Regions from separate parts of the Homo sapiens genome. Here region 2 is linked to region 1. A link is an interaction called in ENCODE POLR2A ChIA-PET data of the cell type or tissue named here. Cell type or tissue: CD4-positive, alpha-beta T cell. All regions are shown on one strand. Links, peaks and the distances in the headings refer to the core of each region. The heading gives the core; the rest is flanking DNA. Region 1 overlaps PPIL2 (peptidylprolyl isomerase like 2). Region 2 overlaps MAPK1 (mitogen-activated protein kinase 1).

Region 1 (4,224 bases), core at 225-4,224:
TTTTTTTTGAGATGGAGTTTCACTCTTGTCACCCAGGCCGGAGTGCAATGGCGGGATCTCGGCTCACTGCAACCTCTGCCTCCTGGGTTCAAGCGGTTCTCCTGGGATTACAGACGCCCACCACCACACCAGGATAATTTTTTGTACTTTAGTAGAGACAGGGTTTCACCATGTTGGCCAGGCTGGTCTCCAACTCCTGACCTCAGGTGATCCACCCACCTCAGCCTCCCAAAGTGCCGAGATTACAGGCATGAGCCACCACACTCGGCCTTCTTTTCTTATTTCTAGTAGTATTTTGTGCTTTCTTGGACAACTGTTGCCAAAGGTTTGCCTATTTTACCGTATTCAAAGATCATTAGACTTTAATTTGTTACAGCTTTGTTTTCCCTTTTGTGATTCTTGTAATTAAAGATTTTCCAGGAGGAGGCCAGGCGCGGTGGCTCATGCCTATAATCCCAGCACTTTGGGAGGCCGAGGCAGGCGGATCACGAGGTCAGGAGATCGAGACCATCCTCGCTAACACGGTGAAACCCCATCTCTACTAAAAATACAGAAAACTAGCCGGGCATGGTGGCAGGCGCCTGTAGTCCCAGCTACTCAGGAGGCTGAGGCAGGAGAATGGCGTGAACCCAGGAGGCAGAGCTTGCATTGAGCCGAGATCGCGCCACTGCACTCCAGCCCTCCAGCCTGGGTGACAGAGCGAGACTCCGTCTCCAAAAAAAAAAAAAGATTTTCTAGGAGGAGCTTGCCTCAGGATGGTTCTTTTACTTTCCTCTTATCTGAGTTTAATTCTGCTTCTAGTTTCCTTCACTGTGTTAGAAATCAGCAAGAGAGGGAACTGCTTGCAGGTCAGAGCTCAGGTCTGCACCGTTGCAGATGTCACATCTGCGGACACTTGTCTGGTGGCCTCGGGTGTGGTCAGACTTGGTGGGCTCAGGAGCGTGTCCCTGCGTGGCTGGGGGGTGCATGTTTGATGCAGTGGAGGTTAAGTCCTGTGTCTCACCAGCCGGGTTGTGGGCTGTGCCTGCCTGCACCACCCTGGGGAGTGCTCCGTGCCGCCAGCGCCGGGACCCACCCCATGTCTTCCATCGTTTTCTTTTCAGCCTCTCTGGCTCTGCCCTCTGAGGGCTTTTTGAAGGCTCACAGCTGGGGTCTGTCGTGTTCTCCTTCATCCTGACAGTCTTTTTTTTTTTTTTCTTTGAGACGGAGTCTCGCTCCGTCCCCCAGGCTGGAGTGCAGCGGCGCGATCTCGGCTCACTGCAAGCTCCGCCTCCCAGGTTCATGCCATTCTCCTGCCTCAGCCTCCCTAGTAGCTGGGACTACAGGCGCCCGCCACACGCCTGGCTAATTTTTTGTATTTTTAGTAGAGATGGGGTTTCACCGTGTTAGCGAGGATGGTCTCGATCTCCTGACCTTGTGATCCGCCCACCTTGGCCTCCCAAAGTGCTGGGATTACAGGCGTGAGCCACTGTGCCTGGCCAATCCTGACAATCTTAAATGTGGACTTAATTCTTCAGGTGGTCTGTTGCGTTCTATGATCTTGTTGCTTTCTAGTTACCATTTTTTATATTTATTTTCATTTGCTTCTCTTCTCTTTCTGCTGGTTTGGAAATTAGATGTTTTACTTCTGGTCTAAGGTTAAGAAGGACATCTATTTAAAGTCCAAAGTTGGCCAGGTGCAGTGGCTCACGCCTGTAATCCCAGCACTTTGGGAGGCCAAGGCAGGTGGATCACAAGGTCAAGAGATTGAGACCATCCTGGCTAACACAGTGAAACCCCGTCTCTACTAAAAATGCAAAAAAATTAGCTGGGCGTGATGGCGGGCGCCTGTAGTCCCAGCTACTCAGGAGGCTGAGGCAGGACTATGACATGAACCTGGGAGGCGGAGCTTGCAGTGAACCGACATCGCGCCACTGCACTCCAGCCTGGGGGACAGAGCAAGATTCCATCTCAAAAAAAAAAAAAAAAGTCCAAAGTTATGAGGTAGTCTCTGCCTTCCTCCCAGACCAGGCTGGCAGAAACTCTCTCCTCGTCTCATGGCAGTGCTGTTGGCTGTTTTAATTCCACCCCATTTCCTTTTTTCTTTTTCTTTTTTCTTGAGACAGACTCTGTCGCCCAGGCTGGAGTGCAGTGGTGTGATCTCAGCTTACTGCAACCTCTGCCTCCCAGGTTAAAGCGATTCTCCTGCCTTGGCCTCCTAAGTAGTTGGGACTACAGGCACACGCCACCACGCCCAGCTAATTTTTGTATTTTTAATAGGGACAGGGTTTTACCATGTTGGCCAGGCTGGTCTCCAACTCCTGGCCTCAAGTGATCTACCTGCCTTGGCCTCCCAAAGTGCTGGGATTACAGGCGTGAGCCACTGTGCCTGGACGACCTGAGCATTTTCTTAGTCCATGTTTATTTATGTTACCCACGTTTCTTAATCCCTTGACTCCTGTTCTGGCTTTGTTGCCTCCTTTCTCCTCAGTCCTTCAACAGGTCCCTTGATGACATGGGGCTGGCTCTGGTTTTCCAGGTGTCCCCTCGTCCCAGCCACCTCCCACAGAGCTGCATGGCCAACCTGGTTCTGGGCACAGGGACCACCTGACAGGCAGTGGGCAGCAGCCGGGGCAGCAGGAAGACCTGGGGACAGCTGGAGTTCCGGGGTCCCCTGGGCAGCCTTGGGGGCTAATGACCTGCCCTGGTGGGCAGCGCAGGGAACCACGTGCACACATGCGTCCGTGGAAGCTGCAGGTTCCCAGAGCTGGCTGTAGAGGGTGGGCAGCTCCTGGTGTGCTCTTAGGCAGGCCAGGTGCAGAAGGTGCCATGCTCTCCCTAACCATCCAGCCCTCCTCCCCAGCTTCATCACGTTTCGCTCCTGTGCCTACCTGGACAAGAAGCATACCATCTTTGGACGGTAAGGGAAGCGGCTGTGTGAAGCCTGGGGGGTCAGTGGGCTAGGTGGGTTCCTTCCCCACCTGAGGCCTCCTCACTGCCTTTTTCGTGGACCTGAGTCATGTGCCATGCTGGCCATCACTGCTGGGGGTTGAGGCTATGCAGAGCTGCGATGGAGGGTGCTCCATGTGCCAGGGAAGTCTGGCTCTCTAGACCCACCGGGCTCAGGAGAGGAGGAAACTCGCCCATGTGGCCTGGACACTGCCCTGTCTCAGACCCAGTGGCGCGCCACTCGCAAGCCTGGCCACACCCAGCTCCCTTCACCCTCTAGTCCAGGGGTCTTTCCAGCGTTGTGGGCCACGTGGTCTCTGACGCCCACCCAGCTGTGTGGAAGCAGCACGAAACAGGGTGGACGCAGGTGATGTGGTTCTGGCCAAGTGGAACTCTGTTTACCAAACCAGCGGGGAGAGCACAAGCCACGTTTTGTGACTCCTATTTTTCCTGTGGGTGGGGGAAACCAAAAAAAAAACAAAAACAGAAAAAAACCCAGCTGGATATGCCCAGGGCCATGGTCAGCCGACCCCGCCCTTGCCACTCCCTCTCATCGCCTTCCTGGCTGCTGCCCAAGGACCACCAGGCCAGCCTCGGGGCTCTCAACCCCTCTTCCCACGTGCCTTGGGGCTCAGCCGTGGGGGTGCCCTCCTTGAGCACACGCAGACCCACCTCTGTCTCCCTGCTGCAGGGTTGTTGGGGGCTTTGACGTACTGACAGCCATGGAGAATGTGGAGAGTGACCCCAAAACTGACCGCCCTAAGGTCTGTGCCCAGGGAGGTGGGGCGTGGCGGCTGGGGGCCAGGCAGGCAGGGGGAGGACCTGCCGTGCACTGAGCCCCCTTTGCTGCTAGGAGGAGATCCGCATTGATGCCACTACAGTGTTCGTGGACCCCTATGAGGAGGCCGATGCCCAGGTGAGGGGGCACGATGCCACCACCTAGGAGGGTCTGGGCTAGTGCACTTTTCCACCCCAAGCCTAGCATCTGTCCTGCCCGAGGTGCTGCCGGTTAGCCAGCGCCCTGTTGTGCCACAGATTGCGCAGGAGCGGAAGACACAGCTCAAGGTAGCCCCGGAGACCAAAGTGAAGAGCAGCCAGCCCCAGGCAGGGAGCCAGGGCCCCCAGACCTTCCGCCAGGGCGTGGGCAAGTACATCAACCCAGCAGCCACGTGAGTGCCGCGGGGCTGGCCTCCCTGTTTCCCATGGTGTTTCCTAGGGCTGACTGAGGTCTGAGGGTCAGACCCAGAGGGGCAAGCAAGCTATGGGCACTGGTCCCGGCCGTGGGCTTGTGCTGTG
Region 2 (4,519 bases), core at 301-4,300, 120 kb after region 1:
GTGAGACTCCGTCTCTAAATTAAATAAAGTTTATGCTTCTATAATATTTATCAGTCTACTAATCCTAAGAATTATTGATACATTTGTCTGATTCTATGACAAGATAATGCTCTGGAGGAGAACTTTGTCTTACTAGGATCCAATTATCCTACAACACCATTAACATATAGTACACAGGTGGCCCCAAATGCTTTGAAATGAAGTATATTTTCTTAAGTAAAATAACCACTACTCAAATCTTATTTTGCTTTGGTTTGGTACATGAGGCCCTAAGCCAGTGATTTTCAGTTAGGCAACAGCATATATAATAGTAATAATTTAACATAGTATTAAAAAGCATATATAATAAGCAAGCTTATTCAATATTGGGAATATTTTTAGAAAAAAATTCTATTTTGGTAATTCAAATCATAGAACAAGAGTTCAACAACAGCACGGATTAGTTATAAAATGCTGGTTTAAACTCAACATTACAATTTTCTAGTGTTAATATTATAAATTTCTAGTGTTAACAGTCACAAGTGGTCATAATTTGTTCTGCAAAATTATAATCCAACAAAATTTTTGGAGAGAGGAGTTTATGGTCAGTGTGCCCCTCTACTGTATCAACACTCAGTGACGAAATAACTGCCCTCCCCCCCGGCCTCTTTAAAATTTTTTTGTGGAAGCAGTCTCGCTCTGTCGCCCAGGCTGGAGTGCAGTGGTGCGATCTTGGCTCACTGCAAGCTCCCCCTCCTGGGTTCAGGCCATTCTCCTGCCTCAGCCTCCCGAGTAGCTGGGACTACAGGCCCCGCCACCACGCCTGGCTAATTTTTTGTATCTTTAGTAGAGACGGTGTTTCACCGTGTTAGCCAGGATGGTTTCAATCTCCTGACCTCGTGATAGGCCCCGCCTCGGCCTTGCAAAGGGCTGGGATTACAGGGTGAGCCACCATGCCCGGCCAACTGCCTCCTTTTAAGTAAGAAAATATGAGATCATCCTCATCTGGTCCCACTTGAAAAAAAGGAGTTTTGTCTGTTCCTGTCTGCTCCGCTTAACCATTCTGCTGCCTTTTTGGTTTATGCAATCTATCTTTCATAGAACTGATGACAAAGAGGGTTACACTCTTCCATAATGATTCCATACTTGCTAGTTTCTCCTTGGATTTCTCGGTTTTGTTTTACATATTTTATTGTTGATACTTGGTAAATAAGGCATACCATGAACTTTCAGGTGTCTATAAACATTTATGCTTTAAAATCACTTTGACATTACCAACTGTGTCTTGTTTTGCTCAACCCCTTTTGTCCCTAACTACCACCACACTACAGGTTTTTGCTATAAGTGTGTCTCTTATCACAGGAATCCAAAGATGGTTCATTAAAAAAGAAGGCCGGGTGCGGTGGCTCATGTCTGTAATCCCAGCACTTTGGGAGGCCAAGGCAGGCGGATCATGAGGTCACGGCAGGCGGATCATGAGGTCACGAGATTGACACCATCCTGTCCAAAATGGTGAAACCCCATCTCTACCAAAAATACAAAAATTAGCTGGGTGGGGTGGTGCGCGCCCATAGTCCCAGCTACTTGGGAGGCTGATGCAGAAGAATGGCTTGAACCCAGGTGATGGAGGCTGCAGTGAGCCAAGATCGCGCCACTGCACTCCAGCCTGGTGACAGAGTGAGACTCAGTCTCAAAAAACAAAAAAAAAAAAAGTGGGGGTCAGTCCTAATGGGTGTGTGGTGATAGCTCATTGTGGTTTTGATTTGCATTTCTCTGATTCATGATGATGACCATCTTTTCTTATGTCTTCTTTTGAAACGTGTATTCAACGTTATGCCTTTTTTTTTTTTGAGACGGAGTCTCGCTATGTCGCCAGGCTGGGGTGCAGTGGCTCAATCTCGGCTTACTGCAACGTCTGCCTCCTGGGTTTATGCAATTCTCCTGCCTCAGTCTCCTGAGTAGCTGGAATTACAGGATCTCCTGACCTGGTGACCCGCCTGCCTTGGCCTCCCAAAGTGCTGGAATTACAGGCGTGAGCCACCCACCACGACCAGCCAGGACTGCCACTATTTAAAAACAAACAAACAAACAAACAGAAAACCGTAAGTGTGATGTGGATAAATTTGAACCTTCATACTCTATTGTTGAGTGTGCAAAATGGTGTAACCACTTGGAAATTCCTCAAAAAATTAAAAATAGAATTCCCATATGGTCCAGCAATCCCACTTCTGAGCATATATCCAAAACAATTCAAAGTAGAATCTCTAAGAGCTACTGGCAGGTTCATTGTGCAGCATTACGCACAATACCCAAGATGTGGAAGCAACCGAAATGTCCACTATGGATGAATGGATAAAGAAAATGTAGCATATACATAGAGTGGAATATTATTCAGTCTTTAAAAAAAAAAAAAAAACCACACACACACACAAAGAAATTCAATTCAGCATCCAAAAACCATGCCTAATTGTTTTTATTATTTATTTATTTATTTGAGACAGAGTCTCGCTCTGTCGCCCAGGCTGGAGTGCAGTATCGCATCTTGGCTCACTGCAAGCTCCGCCTCCTGGGTTCTCGCCATTCTCCCGCCTCAGCCTCCCGAGTAGCTGGGACTACAGGGGCCCACCACCACGCCCGGCTAATTTCCTTTTTTTTTGTATTTTTGGTAGAGATGGGGTTTCACCATGTTAGCCAGGATGGTCTCGATCTCCTGACCTCGTGATCTGCCCGCCTTGGCCTCTCAAAGTGCTGGGATTACAGGTGTGAGCCACCGCACCCGGCCAATTGTTTTTAATTTAAAAACTTTTTGGTAGATATGGGGTCTCACTATGTTATCCAGGCTGGTCTTGAACTCCTGGTCATAAGTGATCCTCCCACCTCAGCCTCCCAAAGTGCTGGGATTACAGGCATGAGCCATTGTGCCTGGTCTGACTTAATATTCTTAAAGTGTCTACACTACTCAGTGTGGTCTGCAGAGTCAATGTAATCCCTATCAAAGTTCCAATGGCATTTTTCACAGAAACAGAAAATGTAATCTTTAAATTCATATATGGAACCACAAAAGATCCCATATAGCCAAAGCAATCCTGAGCAAGAACAAAGTGGTGGCTTCACATCACTTGATTTCAAAATACACTACAAAGCTATAGTAACCAAAACAGCACAACACTGCGGGGATAGGGTGAAATGTGCAGATAATTTGTTAGAGTATAAAGTTTCAGTTAACCAGGATGAATAAGTTCTAGAGCTCTATCCTACAGCATGGTGACTACAGTTAATAATAATGTATTATATACTTGCAAATTACTAAAAGATTAGATCTTAAACATTCTCACCACAAAAAGTATGTGAGATGACAGATATGTTAATTACCTTGCTTTAATCATTTCACAATATACACATATATCAAAACATCATGTTGTATATCATGAATATATACTAATTATTTTTCCAGCACTTCCACCTCAGTTTCATATACTAATTTGTATTTGTCAATTATACCTTAATAAAGCTGGGTGGGGGGCAGGGAATCAGCATGGTACTGGCATAAAAACAGACAAATAGACAAATGGAACAGAATAAAGAGTCCAAACATAAAGGATAGTCTCTTCAATAAATGGTGCTGGGAAAATTGGATATCTACTTGCTAAAGAATAAAATGGATACTTATTTCACACCCTATACAAAAATCAAATCAAGACAGATTAAAGACAAAAATTGTAAAACCTGAAATTATAAAAACTAGAAAAGGCTGGGCGCAATGGCTCACCCTGTAATCCCAGCACTTTGGGAGGCCAAGGCGGGTGGATCACGAGGTCAGGAGATCGAGACCATCCTGGCTAATACGGTGAAACCCTGTCTCTACTAAAAATACAAAAAAAAAAAAAAAAAAAATTAGCCGGGCGTGGTGGTAGGCGCCTGTAGTCCTAGCTACTCGGGAGGCTGAGGCAGGAGAATGGCGTGAACCTGGGAGGCAGAGCTTGCAGTGAGCTGAGATCGTGCCACTGCACTCCAGCCTGGATGACAGAGAGAGATTCCGTCTCAAAAAAAAAAAAAAAAAAAAAAGCAAAAGCAAACAAATAAACAACAGACAAACAAACAAAAACTACTAGAAGAAAATACAGGGGGAAAGCTTCTTGACATTGGTCTGGGCAATTATTTTTTGGTTGTGACTCCCAAAGCACAGGCAACAAAAGCAAAAACAGACAAATGGAATTGAATCAAACTAAAAAGCTTCTGCACAGCACAAGCAACAATCAACAGAGTGAAGAGACAACCCAATGAATGGGAGAAAATATTTACAAACCACATATCTGATAAGGGGCTAATATTTAAATATATAAGAAATTCACACAATTCAACAGCAGGAAACAAACAAAATATTTAAAAATGGGCAAAGGCCAGGTGCAGTGGCACCTGCTTGTAGTCCTAGCTATTCAGGGGGCTGAGGTAGGCAGACTGCTTGAGACCAGGAGTTCAAGACCAGCCTGGGCAACATAGAGAGACCCTGTCTCAAAAATGGAAAAAAGCAGGTGCGGGT

The links. Peaks named below come from ENCODE experiments on the same cell type or tissue, not always from the same donor. Only the 100,000 strongest peaks of a DNase experiment are listed, where the experiment ranks them.
Region 2: POLR2A ChIA-PET joins it to region 1 with 6 read pairs; 2 of 35 experiments call an interaction of 5 or more read pairs at or near these places.

Annotation. Positions count from the first base shown.
Region 1 is chr22:21,690,974-21,695,197 of GRCh38, forward strand. It overlaps PPIL2 (peptidylprolyl isomerase like 2), which reads left to right. Exons shown (of 20, transcript NM_014337.4): 16 at 2,843-2,899; 17 at 3,620-3,692; 18 at 3,782-3,844; 19 at 3,964-4,097. Among named protein-coding and RNA genes, the nearest start is that of PPIL2, 27 kb to the left of the region's middle. In CD4-positive, alpha-beta T cell, for the core only: no CTCF peak of the experiment used is centred there; no DNase peak of the experiment used is centred there.
Region 2 is chr22:21,809,018-21,813,536 of GRCh38, forward strand. All of the region lies in intron 1 of MAPK1 (mitogen-activated protein kinase 1), which reads right to left. Among named protein-coding and RNA genes, the nearest start is that of MAPK1, 56 kb to the right of the region's middle. RefSeq lists a silencer at 2,514-2,728. In CD4-positive, alpha-beta T cell, for the core only: no CTCF peak of the experiment used is centred there; a DNase peak (open chromatin) is centred at 1,824.